Regions from separate parts of the Homo sapiens genome. Here region 2 is linked to region 1. Evidence: chromatin loops called from intact Hi-C (ENCODE). Cell type or tissue: MCF 10A. All regions are shown on one strand.

The links. A loop is a pair of places that touch in the nucleus more often than their neighbours do. Peaks named below come from ENCODE experiments on the same cell type or tissue, not always from the same donor. Only the 100,000 strongest peaks of a DNase experiment are listed, where the experiment ranks them.
Region 2: it touches region 1 in a loop (2.7-fold over the local background); 6 of 110 quality-filtered maps call a loop at or near these places.

The regions. Positions count from the first base shown.
Region 1 is chr18:46,276,527-46,284,526 of GRCh38, reverse strand. No RefSeq gene overlaps it. Among named protein-coding and RNA genes, the nearest start is that of ARK2C, 53 kb to the left of the region's middle. In MCF 10A, CTCF peaks have their summits at 2,897 and 3,175 (motif pointing left); DNase peaks (open chromatin) are centred at 1,076 and 3,156.
Region 2 is chr18:46,421,613-46,429,612 of GRCh38, reverse strand. All of the region lies in intron 1 of ARK2C (arkadia (RNF111) C-terminal like ring finger ubiquitin ligase 2C), which reads right to left. LOC124904293 (a long non-coding RNA gene) reads left to right here. Exons shown (of 2, transcript XR_007066355.1): 2 at 199-381. Among named protein-coding and RNA genes, the nearest start is that of ARK2C, 92 kb to the right of the region's middle. RefSeq lists enhancers at 1,480-2,055, 3,883-4,847. In MCF 10A, no CTCF peak of the experiment used is centred here; a DNase peak (open chromatin) is centred at 4,452.

The DNA of each region.
Region 1 (8,000 bases):
ACTTTTGAATATATATGTGTGTGTGTAAAGTTTTAATCACTTGAATAACAGCTGCTATTATGACCATTTAGCAGATGAAGAAACTGATTCAGAGAGGTTCAGGCTCCTGCACTGAGCCTTAGACAGTGAACAATTTCAGGGTCCAAACCTGGGTTTATCTGGGTCCAAAGTCCAAGTTCTTACTTCCTCTACCCTGGCATTGTTTCTGGGGCTTTCTATGATTTCTGAGGCTTCCATCTGAATATTTCTGGCACGTCCTGTGCAGCACCTAACATGGCCATAGGCACACAGTAAGGGAGTCCTTAGGGGCCAAGTGGTTTTTCTAGAGCACTGGCCGTGGTCCTGCCTCTTGTGGGTGCTGGTGTCATCTTTCACCTCTACCTCCAGGCACCGGGAGAAGCTGACTGGAGGGGATTTGGCAGAGGCCAAAGAGGGCTCAGCCCAGCTGTCTCCACCTCTCTTGCTGGATGGGAGAGGCACCACATTACAGAAACTGATATACCCAATGCCCTGAGACCCAGGGAGGGCAATCCTGTGAGAAGTTTCCACCCTTTGTTCTCTCCCACCGAGCCCCCAGGGGCTGATAATCTAATTCTCAACAAGTCCTTCCTGGCTGGTAATTGAATTGTGTTTTCCTCCCAGTCCAATCAGGGCCCTCATCCTACATCTGTCTGACAAAACACTAGGCCAGGCATCTTGGGAGGGGCAGAGACCTGGGAGGCACTTTTCAGCTTCCAGGAGCTTAATATTTCAGTTGCCACAGGTGCAGGGACTGACATCCTATTGACTAGCAATCCATGACTGCTGCCCACTTCCAGGACAATCGCTGAGGTCAGGAGGGCTCAAGGCGGTGAGCCTTAAAGGAGGGTTGTGTTGTGGAGGAGGGGATGATGGTCAGCTGGGTTCTGGTAGACAGGGAGGAAAGGCGGAGGTGTGGGCAAAGTCCTGGAGGTGGGAACATGCACGACACATTCAAGTAACAAGAAGTAAGTCTGCCTGGATGGGCCTTCACTGTCTTCAACCGAGGGATGACGAATGACTCCAAAACACTCAAATTGTTCCTGGGAAGTCGGGTGGGGGGAAGTGTGAGTCAGCAGGCTCCTCTCACTATGCCTATGGCCCAGCCTCGGTCTACAGAACAGAGAGAGCCTGGTGCTGGAACTGGGTGTGCAAGGGTGCCCCAAATCAGGACACAACCACCTCATTCGTCCAGCCCAGAAATAGGGACATTTCTTCATCTCCTCTCCCACTCCTACCTAATCTAATCTGTCTCCAAGTCCTGCCTATTTCACCATCTCAGCTCTTCAGTCATCTCTCTGGCAGGCAGGCACTGTCACATCTCCCCCGTCTCTTGGGGACGAGCCCCTCCCTGATTGCTCTCCTCCACCTTGTTGCTCTCTGGCACATCCACACATATCTCCATGTGGCTCCCCCATGCATGCCACTTTCCATGGCTTCCCAGTGCCTTTAGGTCCAGAGCCTTTTGTGGCTTTGTCCTCTCATCTGGCTGGTGCCATCTCTTGCGACTCTTAAGCTCCCCAAAACATTCTGGTTTAGTGCTGGGCCTTTAGCTCAATTTATGATTACAACGCCCATACCACCAGTGCCTTCTATATGTGCTTAATCCTCACGGAAACCCCGTGTGGAAGAGGAACAGAGAGGTTAAGTGACTTGTCTGTGGTCACACAGCTGGTAAGGGCGGAGCAGGATTCGCACCCAGGTGACTTATTCCCATAGCCCAGCTTCTTTATTTTTAGAGACAGCGTCTTGCTCTGTCACCCAGCCCAGAGTACAGGGACATGATCATAGCTCATTGGAACATTGAACTCTTGTAGTCCAGCTTCTTAACACTAGATTATAGTCTCTTCAGAAATGTCTATGGACACCAGTGGCCTCCTAGCCCTCCACATTCCCCTCCAACGTATGTTCACTATCAAGTCCCAACTGCATTTAAGGTTTCTGCTTATCTGACACCCCTCCACGAAGCTTTCTCTGGTGCCCCACTGTCCAGGTTTGGGTTAGGGTAGTGGTTCCCCTACTTTAATGCACACTGGAATTACCTGGGAATCTTTGTAAAAATCCTGCTGCCTGACTCCCACTCCTAGACATTGCGATTAAATCAGTACAGGGCGCACCCTAGACAAAAGCTCCGTAGATGACTGTAACTTGCAACAAATCTGGTAACAAAAGGCAGTGCAGTCATTCTGAAATTGGAGCAGGCATCAGAATTACCAGGAAGGCTGATGAAAACAGATTGCTGGGCACGGCCCCAGACTTTGATTCTATACATCTCGGTTAAGGTCCGAAAATATACATTTCTAGCAAGTTCCCAGGTGAGACTGCTACTGCTGTGGGTCCAGAGACCACATTCGGAGAGCCGCTGAGCTAAGGAGTCCTCCAGGTGCCCAAATGATCCCAGAGCACCCGGTGGTCATCGCCACCTAAGCCCTTATCACATCTATTCTAATTGTCTGTGTGCTCCTCCACTACCCCGGCCAGGCCACAGCTTTCTCTGTTATCTTTGGTAACCAGTGTCAACAGAGGTTGGGTCAATGAATCCACGAGACACCCAGGCAGGCTGCGCACTCCACAGCAATCCTTGTTTCTAACTGGAAAAAGTTAGAAACTGAACGCCTCCTGGGGGCAAGCACTGTCCTAAGCACCTCACACCAACGGCCCCTTAATCTTCACAAGCACTCTACAAGTAGGTGCTACTACCATTCCATTTCAGAGACCCTCAAGGAAACCTGAACACAGAGGGGTGGAGTAACCATTGTGCTGGGAGGCCCTTTATCAGGTGACCCCAAAGCTCTCCCCCACCACCGGACCCACATGCCCAGTCTAGACTCCCAGTGGGTTTCCGAGTACAAGTCTCCATCTATTGGTGGGTTGTGAGATCAACCAGTGGGTGTAAGCAGCATCTTTTAAATGACCCAATCTGGCAGACCTGAACAGAAATAGACAAGAATACACTCAGGTAGTGACAGTAAGTGTTGTTCAGCAAAACATCCATGTGCATAAGCCTATACTGGCTCATGATATAAAATCTATGTCTGACTGTGAATCATAGTCAACAAAGTTTTCAAAACATTAGCTTAGAGAAACAGCCTCCAAATCTCCAAGCAAGTCCTCCGTTCTCCTGCCAGAGACGGAACTAGGGAAGAGCTAGGTTGGCCTCTGCTGGGCACTGCCGGGACTGCATCATGAGCCTGGTAAAGTGCCCCTGGGCAGGAGGGCTCTGCTCTGCGTGGCTGTGGAGAGGGAGTTCCAGTTTCAAAATACAAAATAATAATAATAATAATCAAATAAATAAAATAAAATGTTAATTCATTTTTATTTCCAAAACAAATTCTTCCCTGGCCATCAGTCCCACACTGTCTCCGCTGTGGTCGATGGCTTTGTCTGTAATCATTTCATCTTCTCAGGTAGAGCAGAGGCTCCTGAGGGGCCCCAGGGATTTGTGTCTCCACCCAGACCACTGTGGCTGGCTGACTGGCCAGCATGGAAGAAGGAAGCTGTTGAATCATTTAGCTCATCATGTAGAACCATTTAGCTTATGATACTGAACATCCAAGCAAGAAATATTAAGGCCTGGGCCTTTCTCTTGTTGCAAAATCAAAGACGGGATATAGTGTGTAAAATATATTAAGTAGCTGACCGCGCACAGTGGCTCACACCTGTATTCCCGGCACTTTGGGAGGCCAAAGCAGGAGGATCACTTGTGGCCAGGAGTTTGAGACCAGCCTGTGCAATATAGTGAGATCTTATCTCCTGCCAAAAAATTGTTTTAAATAGCCGAGTGTGGTAGTTTGCACCTGTAGTCCCAGCTATTCAGGAGGCTGAGGTGGTGGGGATCACTTGAGCCCAGGAGGCAGAGGTTGCAGTGAGCCATGATGGCACCACTGCACTCCAGCCTGGGTGGCAACAATGAGACCCTATCTCAAAAACATATCAAGTAGCTACTGAGGCAGGTAAGCATATATCCTATATCACCAAATCTTTGTTCCCACCTCACTATACTCACTTTACAGATGAGAATACCAAGGCCTAAGATAATAGGCTGATAAGTAGAGTAGCAAGTTCCAGAAGCCAGGCCTCTGGACCTCTAGGCCAGTCCTCTGGAGACAAGCAGAGGGGGCAGGGTTGGCCGGGACCCTCTTCCCACCTGGGCCTTTCATTTGCCTCTACCTTTGCTGTGCCTTTCAACTCCCTACAGTGTCCCTGGCAAAGCTAATTCCTTACAGATGAGACTATGGTCTTTGAAGAGTGGGGCCTTCCCAGTTGAGACCTCTTTGAGGTTCCCAAACCCTAACTACTCAATTTGTGGCCTTACAGATAGTACATTTTCACTATTTTTCACAATAACCGCCTTCTATTGGAGCGTAAATTCGACTAAAAGGAGGCTTTCTTATCTACTGTGCACCATGATAGTTTGAGCTAAGCCTGTTTCGGGGTGGGGAGCTCAGGACAGCTGGGTAAATAGTCGAAGAGGGATTTGGAGATGGGGAAATTTGCAGGGAAACAGATGAGGAGCAGTGAAGAAACGAGGATCGCAAGGTGCTCACAAAATGGTACGAGGGTACTACAAGATCTACAGTAGACCCAGCCCACACCCAAATGCTTGGGCCCTGGCAGTTCTGTGGAGTAAGAGAAAGGTTTCATGTCCAAGTTTGAAGTCCATGGCAGAACAGAGGGAGCACATGCAGACACAGGAACCAAGAGGCAGAGGTAACCCCAAGAACCTACACCTGAAGTCCACAAACATCTTGGAGTGAACTTTGAGTTTCCACAGGGCTTTCCACAGAGAAGACGGGAGTCTCAGCTGGCATCTCAAGAGAAACCCGAGTTTCTGGGATAGCCCTGTGTTTACCTCTAAAACACACCAGGAAAGAAGGACAAACTTCCCAAGAAGACCCTCGGGAAAGCAGAGCAATGCAAACTGCAGTAAACCACCATATGTAATCAATCAACAAGGAGGTATTAATACCAGGCCTCCTACCTTATCACTTCTGCACTTATAGCCTGCAAAACAAGCAAAGAACAAAAAAGGCTCACAGGTTAACTCTCTCGACAGTCTACCCTTCCTCCCTGACAACTGTAGGTATAACTATGCCCACCCTTGCCTCCTTCCAGCTTCCAGGGAAGGTTTTCCTTACCTGATCCAAGTTAGTTCATCTGGCTTTGAGTACCACATTATGTCCCGGGGCTCTCTCTCTTCCATCAGTCATCCCTTTCTGGTGTCCCAACTGGTGCTTTGTCATCAGCATATACAGGATGTTTATCATTCCAGTATCTTTTAAAACTCTTCCTTGACTCTACAGCTCCTTCTGGCTAAGCCCAAACACTTGCTCTTTTCCTTCCCCTCAAAGCTCCTGGAAAGAGTCTGTACTCATCTTCATCGACTGCCTTCAAGGCACTGGCTTCTGCCCCATGGTGCTGAGCTCAATGGGCAATAATTGGTTCTTACTTCCCATGGCCCCTGCAGCACTGCCTGCTGGCCCCTCTGGCTATGTGAAACCAGCTTTCACAGCATCACTCTCATGGTACTTTGCAATGCCCTTAGAACAGGTTTCTCAGCCTCGGCACTAGTGATATTTTGGGCTGGATCATTCTTTGTTATGGGGTTCTGACCTGTGCACTGTAGGATGTTCAGCAGCATCCTTCACCTCTACTCATTAGATGCCAGTAGCAGGTTCCTGTTCCCGTTGTGACAACCAAAAATGTCCTCGGGCATTGCCAAATATTTACTGGGGGGTAAAATGGCTCGTGGTTGAGAACCCCTGCCTTGGAAGGATGCCTCTGCACTGGCCTCTTAGGAATGCATTTTCTCTAGCCTGTGGTTTTATCTGTCACCACATGCTGATACATAAATCAGCATCTCCAAAAGTCACGTGGCCACTGCCTGCTGCACATTTCCACGGGATGTCTCTTCAGCACGTCAAGCTCAGAGTGAACTTGACCTTTTCCTTCCTGTCTTAGTTTGAATTCTCCTAGGAGCAGAGATTGAGACAAGGATTTAGATGCAGGTGGTTTAACTGGGAGTTGATCTCAGGACATAGAAGTGAGGAATTGAGGAGAATGAAAAAGTGAGAGTGAGGAGGAAAAGCCAATATAAGGTCCATCATCAAAGTCACTGCCATGAGCAATGGGGGCTCAATTCCGCTGGGATCTCCTGAAAAACATACAGAATGCTTCCCAGAACTGTCCAACTCAAAGAGGCTGGGGCATATGTCTACCGGCTCCCATCCTCCATTGTTGAGGGTTGTCCCAGGGCCATTAACTCCCCTAATTTCTGGGCTCTGCTTGAGTCACACAAGCCAAACAGACTCCTGGGACTTCGGAGGAGGAGCTGAAATAGAAATCTGAATGATGCACTCCGTGTGATGGAAATCGGGGTGCTGTCAGCATGAGTCCAAGCTCACACAGAACTGCCTGCCACAGCTGCAGCTGGTCAGAGGCCGAGGAAGGGGATGTGACGCAGGACATGGAAAGTGGTCTACTCCCTGCTTGCACCACTCTGATCCACCCATGCCCCACATTCATTAAGTCCATTCTGTTACTGGGTCTTCAAGGTGGTAGCCAGACATCTAGCAAAAAGATTTCATACAAGAAAGTTAACAGAAGGAGCTACAACCCTGCTCCCTGCTGCTGTAAATCCAGGGGCTGACGTTGCTGTTCATTGTCTTCCTTCTCCAGCCTCTATTCAGGATTTTCCTCATTTTCAGCATTTGGGCTGTTCCAGGTTGCTTGCCTGATGGGTTGACACTTATTGATATCCCTGGGGGTCTGAGCCCTCAGGTGACTTCGCTTTTTCAGGCCATGCTTGCTACAAGGGCCCATGGCACCAAGAGACATTCTCCTGGATTTCAGACCTATTCTTGAGTGTATTTTCTGAATGTTAGACATTCTTTCACCTTGGTGCTAGTGGATCACTGAGAGTGATGGTGAGAGGGACCAATCCTGTATCTACCCTTGATTCCCGAATCTGTGTGTTCCAGCAACTGGTACCACGTATCAGCTATATCCTGAATGACAATAGCCAATCCCAGTGTATCATCCTTGAGTTGGGAACCTTAACTGAGTTTTTAAATATATATATATATATATATATATATTTTGTTGTTGTTTTTTGTTTACCTTTATGGTTTGACTCTGGGAAACTGAGTTTTTAACAAGCCATCCCATCATTCTATTAGGTCCATGGCTTCCCCTAGTTGCGGTATATAACCACATCAGTGAACCCCCGGTCATGCAACCCTTATTGCACCTAATTTGCCACAACATGGGCCTCTTAATCTACAGTGATGTGATGAGGCATCATATGTAGATAAATCAGGCACTCCAGAAACCCTCAGCTTAACACCAGAGGTAGCAACACCAGGAAAAAGGATTTGCTGCCCTTTCCAAGGTAGAAGGGCCCTGGTGTAGTCAAGATGCCTCAAGTGGCTGGCTGATCAAAGGCACAGGGCCTGTCTCTGCACTGACAGATCACCAGTCAGCAGTGGCAGTAGCTATCTCCGTGGGCCCATGCCTCACCTCCATCCTGGTCACCATGGCTACTCCATTCATAGGCTTACTGTGCAAGCCCTGGGGACAAAGCTGGCCTCTACAGGGTGAGTCACATTGTCCATCTTGCTGTTCGGCACCCTTCCCATGGTGGATGCTCTCTAGGAAGCATTTGTGCCCACTCCCATGGGATCATCCACATGCGTCTTCCCCAGACCTCCTTGTCTCCTTTCTCATCTTTTCCCTTTCAGGCCCCTTACTGACCAACCAAGCCATTTGCTGCCCAAGATTCCATATGTATTCTTATGGAACCCTAAGTCATACAGTCCAAGCAACAGAAATACATACACTCCTATGTATTGCAATAAGGACAATCTAGAATAGAGAGAAGGAAGACAATGAACAGCAATTTCAGCCTCCAGATCTGCTGCAGCAGTGAGCAAGGTTGTAGCCTGTTCTACTTTCCTGTACAAAGTATTTTTACGAGATGACTG
Region 2 (8,000 bases), 150 kb before region 1:
CCTGTATGATGTTATACTTGGCTCAACAGTAAACATCATTTCTATATTAACAATAAAACAAATAATAAGCTATATTAGAACAGAAAAGGACATTTCTTCCACAATATGAATAACATAAGCAATATCAGAAATTTAAAAATAGACAAATAGAAATCTAATCTTTGGTTGTAAATTTGCTTGGTAATTTATGTCTTTCAGGAAAGAAATGCCTGAAGAAGAGTTAAAAGCGCACTGCGGTTGAGGGATTTTGCCTCTGGTGTGGAGGGCAAAGGGCAGACCGAAGCTGCTTGGCTCAATGTGTCTTATGCTAGTCTATTCAGCCTTGTATATTACGTGCATGTCACTGATCAATTTTTAAAAATAAATCTTTGCAAAAAGAAATGAAAATCCAAAGAATTTCTGCCTGACTGCAAGTGAGCCAGAAAAGAATTATCTAGAACTTTAATTCCCACAAGGATTTCCATAAGTCAGGCCTCTCTGCCTTATAGATTCTGGCTTTGGTGAGTCCGGGGGCTGCAGCATGAGCAAGCGGCACCGGACCCCCTTCCCTTCACTCCATGGTCTACCATCACACAGGACAAAGGGAAGGAGACTGCCAGTGTGACAGAGGGAAGGAGGGCAAGAAAAGGGAAGCACAGTAGAGGGATAAAGAAGAGAAGTAGAAGATAAGCATGTCTATAAAGGAAAAGAATGGGGTGAAAACGGGTATTGTCAAGACTCTCACCCAGCACTGTCCAACAGAATTATAATGTGGGCCACACAGGGAATTTTACATTTCCTAGTAGTCACCTTTTAAAAGTAAAAAGAAACAGTTGAAATTAATTTTAATAATATATGTTTCTGTAATTCATCATATCCAAAATGTTATTTCAATATGTATTCTATGTAAAAAATTATTGAGCTTTTTAAAACTCTTTCCTTTTCTTACTATGTCCTCAAAATCTGGTGGCTATTTTGTACTTGCCACACATGTCAATTCGCCCTAGCCTCATTCCAAGTGCCCAGGAGCCACTGGAGGTGAGTGACTTCCATTTTGGACAGTGCAACTCTATAGGAAAAAAGCCAACTCCGTACACAGAGCAAAGCATTTCAGCCAAGTTTCCTAACTGATAGAGTGGAGCAGTGACCACTGCTTACTGGTGAAATCCAAACCCCTTGGCCTGGTTTTGTTTGTTTGTTTTTGTTTTTGTTTTTCTTTTTGTTTTGAGATGGAGTCTCGCTCTGTCACCAGGCTGAAGTGCAGTGGCACGATCTCAGCTCACTGCAATCTCCACCTCCCAGGTTCAAGCCATTCTCCTGCCTCAGCCTCCCGAGTAGCTGGGACTACAGGCGCCTGCCACCACACCCAGCTAATTTTTGTATTTTTAGTAGAGACGGGGTTTCACCATGTTGGCCAGAATGGTCTTGATCTCCTGACCTCGTGGTCCGCCAGCCTCGGCCTCCCAACGTGCTGGGATTACAGACGTGAGCCACTGCGCCCGGCCTCCCCTTGGCCTGGTGTTAAAGCTACATTCTCCTTGTTTCCCACAGACCCCCTCCAAGCCCTCCCGCAGCCGTCCACACTGGTCTACCAAGGAGCCTTCAGCTTTCTCTGGAGACTCATTAGGAGGTCCACTTCTCTCATGTTCCCACTGGAGAGTTTGTGCTCCCATCTCCCTGGCTGCTTTTCCCATCTCGAAAGGTCCGTGTCTCCTCTCAGCTCCTCCAGAAATACCACCCTGCCCACCAGCCCCAGGGTTGCCTTCCTCCTCTGAGCTCTGAGAACTCCCTTCTCTCCCACTCCTTTGGCACCTGGCAGTGGCTACCTTGAGCTGTCTCTTCACACTGGCCGCCCCCACCAGGCTGGGCTTCGTGTCTTTGCTGTATCTGGATCCCCACGCACCTGGCTTGGTGCTGGCACCCAGTAAATACCTGCTTGTCTGACAGATTGTTGTGGGGAGTGAGGGAAGCTCCGTGGCTCGAAGGGGCTGCGGGTTTGAGGCTGGTTGAAGGCAGACTGGTTTGAAACGGAACGGGAAAGAGAATGGCAAGTGGGGCCAAGTAGGCTCTGGGTTTTGATGCTGTGGCATGGGAGGGCCAGGTCAGGCAGAGCTGGCCAGTACCCTCCCGGGTGGGCCCTGGTGGAGCCTCCCCCACTGCCATGAACGTGCAGCTGCCTGCCTCGCAGCAGCCCCTCCTGCCATGAGAGTACCCACTCTGTCCAAGGGGCCTTCAGGTTTCTCTGGAGCCTCATTAGGAGGAGCACCAACCGCCCCAGCCTGGGGAGGTTTCTACCATCCTACAACCTGTGCCCTCCAGCAGACGCACTGGGAAGTGAAAGCAGATGCCTTCTCTCCGGGGTGGCAGCCAGAGGAAGGTGGGCACAGGTACCTGGCTGTCTGTAACATTCTAGGCAATTTCTACCTGCAAGGTCCTTTGACTTCCCTTCTGGGAGGCTGTGCTTCTTCCCTCCACCATCTCCATCCCCAGAGTGGTTCTTGGTCTCAGCACCCTGCTGAGAAGGGAACTGGAAGTGGAAACATCCACCTTGCCCCCTGGGGCCTCTCCTCAGCCCTAAATCATGTAGGGTCTGTAACAGTACCAGGCAGCAGCTGCTCTGTTTGGTCCCTAAGATCCAAGGAGTGAAACTCCCAGGATAGTATATCTGGGTCCATGACAAATCAACGATCAGTGATGTCTGAAAAACAGACATCCCAAATACCCCATTAATAGACAACCTGCAATTTTCCCTGTTAGAGTTACTCCTTCAAGTTAAAAAATAATCTCCAGATGTCACTGATTACATTATGCATTTGTCATATTTCCCCAGGCTAAAATGACATCAGTTGAAAGACCCATTATGAGCTAAATAATATTTTTAGGGAGTAGGGAGAAAGAAGGGTCTCCCAGAAACAAACAAACACCACATTAAATAAACACATCAATGGTAAGACACACATTCATTTCAGAAGAAAAATGTGCATCTTAGAATTCTGGAGTTGATAAGGACAGTGAGCACACCTGAGAATTGGCCAGGAGCTGTACCATAAAGCAGGGGGTGGGGGCCTGAGTGAGGTGGGTCCAGGGCTGAGGATAGCCCTGCACAGCTGGGACAGGGGGAACCCACAGGTGCTGGGCTCGCCTGACGCCCACCTGGCACACATGGTACACACTATAGGTGACCCACAAATGCCTGGGGACTGCTGGCTGCTGGATAGTGGGTGGATAGGAGGACAGAAGAACCCATAGGGGAGGGAAAGGAAAGGGAGAAGCAGAGATCAGTGGGGAAGGTGGGTGGGGATAACAGTGACAAGGTCCCCGAGTCTCTAAAAGGCTCACTGCCTTGCCTGGGACACTCATCTGATAAGTAACAAAGTAGAAATTTGAAGCAAGGTGTTTCCTGAAAGCCAAATGTGGACGGGCAGAAGGGAACAGAGCCCAGGGAGTCAGGAAGCTTGATGAAATATGGTAGCAGTGAGAGAGTGCTGTGGTCTGAATGTTGGTGTCACCCCAAAGTCATATGTTCAAATCCTAACCGCCAAGGTGATGGATTTAGGAGGCAGGGCCTTTGGGAGGTGATTAGATAGTGGGGATAAAACCCAATGAATAGGATTATTGCCCTTATAAAAGAGGCCCCAAAGAGCCGGCTTGCTGCTTCCACCAGTGAGAACACAGAGGGAAGGAACCATCTATGAGGAGGCGGACCCTTACCAGACACCAAATCTCCCAACACCTTGATCTTGGACTGCCCAGCCTCCAGAACTGTGATTAGTGCATTTCTGTTGTTCATAAGCTCCCAGCCTATGGCCTTCTGTTAGAGCATCCAAAACAGACTAAGACGGGGGGCCTCCCAGGGAGGAGGACAGTGCAGAAATAGGGCCAGGACACCAAGAGGACACACTGGGTGCAGTCAGGAGGCTCCTCTGGCCAGCAGATGAGGGGAGTGGAATGAGGGCTGAGCCTGGGCAGGAGCAAAGAGCCAGGCCAAGAAGTCAGATGCCAGGGACCGTGGAAGGCAGCAAGGCTTCTTCAGGGAAGACTGACTCCCGAGCTGGAGGTCCTGATGCTCCAGCCCCAGGACTTGCTCTGGAGGAAAGTGGAGTTTCATCCTCAAGACTCCAGGGCTGAGAGGCACTGCCTTCCAGTCCTCCAAGGAAAAGGGGGCTGAAAGAGGGGAAGAACAGGCAGCCTGAAAGGCCCCACAGGGCACCTGACATCTCTACCTGGCCTGCCACCCACCCGGGGCTACCCCAGGGATGATGGCCTTCTGCTGGTGGGCAATTCAAGCACAGGTCTGCCCAGGGTCCCTGTTGCAGGCCTGCCAGCTGACCAGAGCCAGCTCTGCCTGCTCCAGGGATGTGGGATCCTGGGAGAGTAGGATGGGATCCAAACCCTCCCAGGCTTCTCTGGGGTTCCCCGGAAGCCCGAGTTCCCGCCTCCTCAGGCCAGCTCTCAGGTGTCAGGTTTCCCGCTGTGCTCAGCTACTGAGCCAGCCTCACTCTTCCCCAGTGTTGGGGCAGAACAGGGAGGGGACACTGGAGGCAGGGCCCTGATGGTCAGAAAGGAGGGGAAGGCCCGAGACTCCCTCTCCAAAGGCACCAGGGAGGGGCAGGGAGAAAGAAGACAGGACAGCCGGCCACAGGGCTGGAGAGGCTCAGCCTCAAGAGCCGGGGTTCAGCGCTGGCTCCTTTTTGAAAAGCCCACACAAGCAGCAAAGAAAGCCAGCCTTTTGAAAAGCAGGTCTCTGCCCACAGAGGCCAGTGAGGAAGGCATCACTACCAAGAAGTCTTCAAAGCCAGGCAGAGTCACCCGGTGTAAGGTCTCTGTCCCAAAGGCCAGGGCACTTCCCCTCACAGTCAGACCTGGACAGCCCCATGGACTTCTCCAGGCCCTAGTTTCCTGGACTTGTGACCTGCAGTGATGCTGCTGATCCCACACACCTGCTGAAATCTCTTTGCTGGCAGGGGCCTCAAATAGCTTCTGACCAGGCCTCTCATCTTATTCACGGGGAGGCTAAGTAGAAAGTAGAAAGCGCCAGGAAGATGTTTGTGTTCAGTGTTGTACCGCCGCCAGGGTCCTAGAGCTGGACAGAGCAGACCTGAGATGGGCACATCAGAGCTGTGATGTGACACCCAGCATTTGAAGTGGGCTGGAACCAGGGAGAAACAAGGACCAGCGCTGACCTTCGAAATCCCTCTTCCAAATAAATGGCTGCCACGTTAACTTTCCTAAAGCACAGTTCTAAGCATTCCATTCCCTGCCCAAATCCCCCTCCCAGCCTTGCTCTCTCTCACTGCTGTATCTGACCTTCCTCATCTCTCCCAGACCCCCAGGGGCCTTGCCTGCCTCTGGGCCCTCGACAGCCATTCTCTGCCCTCTGGCACTGCCACCCTGCTTTGCCAGACCATTGCATCCTGTCCAACCCTGACTACCCTGGGCAGATGTTAACTCCCTTGGGAGCCCTCCAAGACCTTCCCAGGTGGATGAAATTCTCCTCTCCATCTGATTTGTGGCATTTAGGCCATTATACTTGGCATTTTGTTTGTGTATGAATTTTATCTCCAATAAAGTTGCGAAGTGAGTGTTTTCGGAGGAGGTACCATGCAGTAAATGCCCTTTGTTCTTAGAAGGGAATATTCTTAGAGATATTCTGAGACAGGAGGATAATGAGATACTGGATAAAAGAGGAAAAGAAAGAGGGAAGGACATGGAGAGAGGACAGTGAAGAAGGAGGAACGAGGGAAAGGAGGAAGAAAGAGTTCTTTATTTTAGAACAGGTAAGGATGAAGTTATTAGCTAGTAAAGAAGCATAGTTCTTCATGGAATCCTCCAATATCCTAGCTAAATGAAGTGCAGAGATCACACAGCCTTCATTCTACAGATGAAGATCTGGAGGCCAGGAAATCTGGGGTGGCATGTCTGAGGGCTCTAGAGTAGTCATGGCCAAGTTGGGGCTGGCATCCAGGCCTCCTGAGTCCCAGTGCTGCAGTGTGATCCCCCTGCTCTGCCACATCAGTGTCACGGCCTTCCAGCACATGGGTCCTCATACAACCATACACGTCTCCACGTGGTATGCCCAGAGAGGAACCCACCTGCCTGGTGGCTTGCCGAATGGAAATAACATGCCATGGTCCTGGTGGTACCACCTCTTCTCCCCATCCCTCTCTCTCTCCTGAGTTCCCCTAGGAGTAAGCCTGTTCCTGCCTATGACAGTAACCAAGAAACAAAGCACTAGCTCCTGGCCTCCATGGGGAATAGGCTTGAATCTCTTCTTTGGGAGATGCTGAGGAATGGCTGAGGTGAGCACAACTGCTCAGGCACAGTGCAGTTTGCCTTGGCCAATAGCCCCAGGCCTCCTCCCTAGACTAAGGAAATGCCAAGGACAAGCCCTGCCTCTGTAGAGCAGGCCAAATGTTTCCAGGCCCTTGGGTGCTTCTGTAGCAAGACAAATCCCAGGGCCTTTGGACATCCCCCAAAGGAAAGGCTTTAGGGCTTGCATTTCACAGGGTTTAACTGATGGAAAGGTTGAAGGAAACTCCTGGGTACTGGAACTGATTTTGGGAAACTCATATTAAAATGGACATTGATAAACTGGACTCTGATGATGGACAGCAGGGTTGTGAAGGGACTTGAGTAATCTGACACTAGGAACAGTTGGAGAATCTGGGCATGAGCAGGGAAGAGGAAACTCTGGGTCAGGTAATAGCTGCAGTCAAAGGCTAAAGGTCTTTCCAGTAGGCGGATTTGAGTCAACATAAGGAAGACATTTCTCAGAATTTATTTTGTCTCCCAAAGTTCCTTATCACTGCAGATGTCCATGCAGAGGCCCACTAACTGCTCAGAAGAGGAGTGTGAACACCAGCAAAGGGCGGGGGTGTGACCTGGAGTACTTCCAGGGCCCTTTTTGGCCCACCAGGAGATGATGCAAATTCCCTGCAACATCTACCCTCCTTTTGGCCTGATCATAGTTAAAGTTGCCAAACTGGACAGTCACCATCTGTGAAGGCACAGAGAGCTGGACCTCGGTCGGGGGGAAGAAGCATGGCAGTAAGGAGAGAGCAAGTCTTGGGTCCTCAGGGAGCAAGCCGGTGGGGCTGCGCCCAGGTGGAGGGAGATGTAGTCCAGAGGAGGCCCATGTCCAAAGACAGACTTCACGTTCTACTCAACATGGCCCCCAGGGAGCCTCCTCTCCCCTCTGCATGGATACAGCTCAGAATCTTGTTTCCTGTATCTTCTGAGTCTCTCAATGGCCCACACTGACTTTTCTAGCCTGGGAGAAATTCGGATTTCATGCAACTAGGTAATGCACCCTTTGTGAGTCATTCAGAGGCAGGGTGCTTGGGAAAGTGATACAGGAAAAATGAGGGTGTGGGGAAATTGTGGGGAACCTTGAACGGCAGAACTGAGAGTCTGGGGTACACTACATAAGCTAACTACTTGACTACACACCAGATAAATCAGAGATGAAGAAAACGAAAGTGGGCCATCTGCCCAGAACCCAGCTTCAAAGGCCATTCTTTCCGGGTTCCTTATGTACTCCAGGTGTATCAGTTTAACCTCTTTTGCTCCAGTCTCATCAACCCCAAGAGGCCTATTGCTTGGCTTAGCCCCCAGGGCTGCCATGGGTCTGCTTTCCTCCCTCTCTATCTATTGGTTCCCAGTCCAATGGAGTATGCCAAGGGCCTAGAAAGAAAGTGATATGCCCAAAGGGATCCTTTACAGCCAAGAGCAGCTTTGTGATGCTTCCCCAGGGCCAGGCTTTGATCTCTAATGAAAAGCTCAGCTTCTTCCAAGGAACTGAATTCCTGCTCTCAAAACACTGATGGGAGGGGACTTTGCATCCTAAGGAACCCTACTTGCCCATGGGTATGAGACAATTAAGCAGCAAGCTTCCAACAAGCAGCAAAGGGCCAGTATTTAGCTCCAGTTGCCATCATGGACCAGGAGTAAGGGAAAGAAGCCTAGAAGATTTGGTTAGAGACAGGATACAATTACAGAAGAAAACCTCTGTGCATAATGGG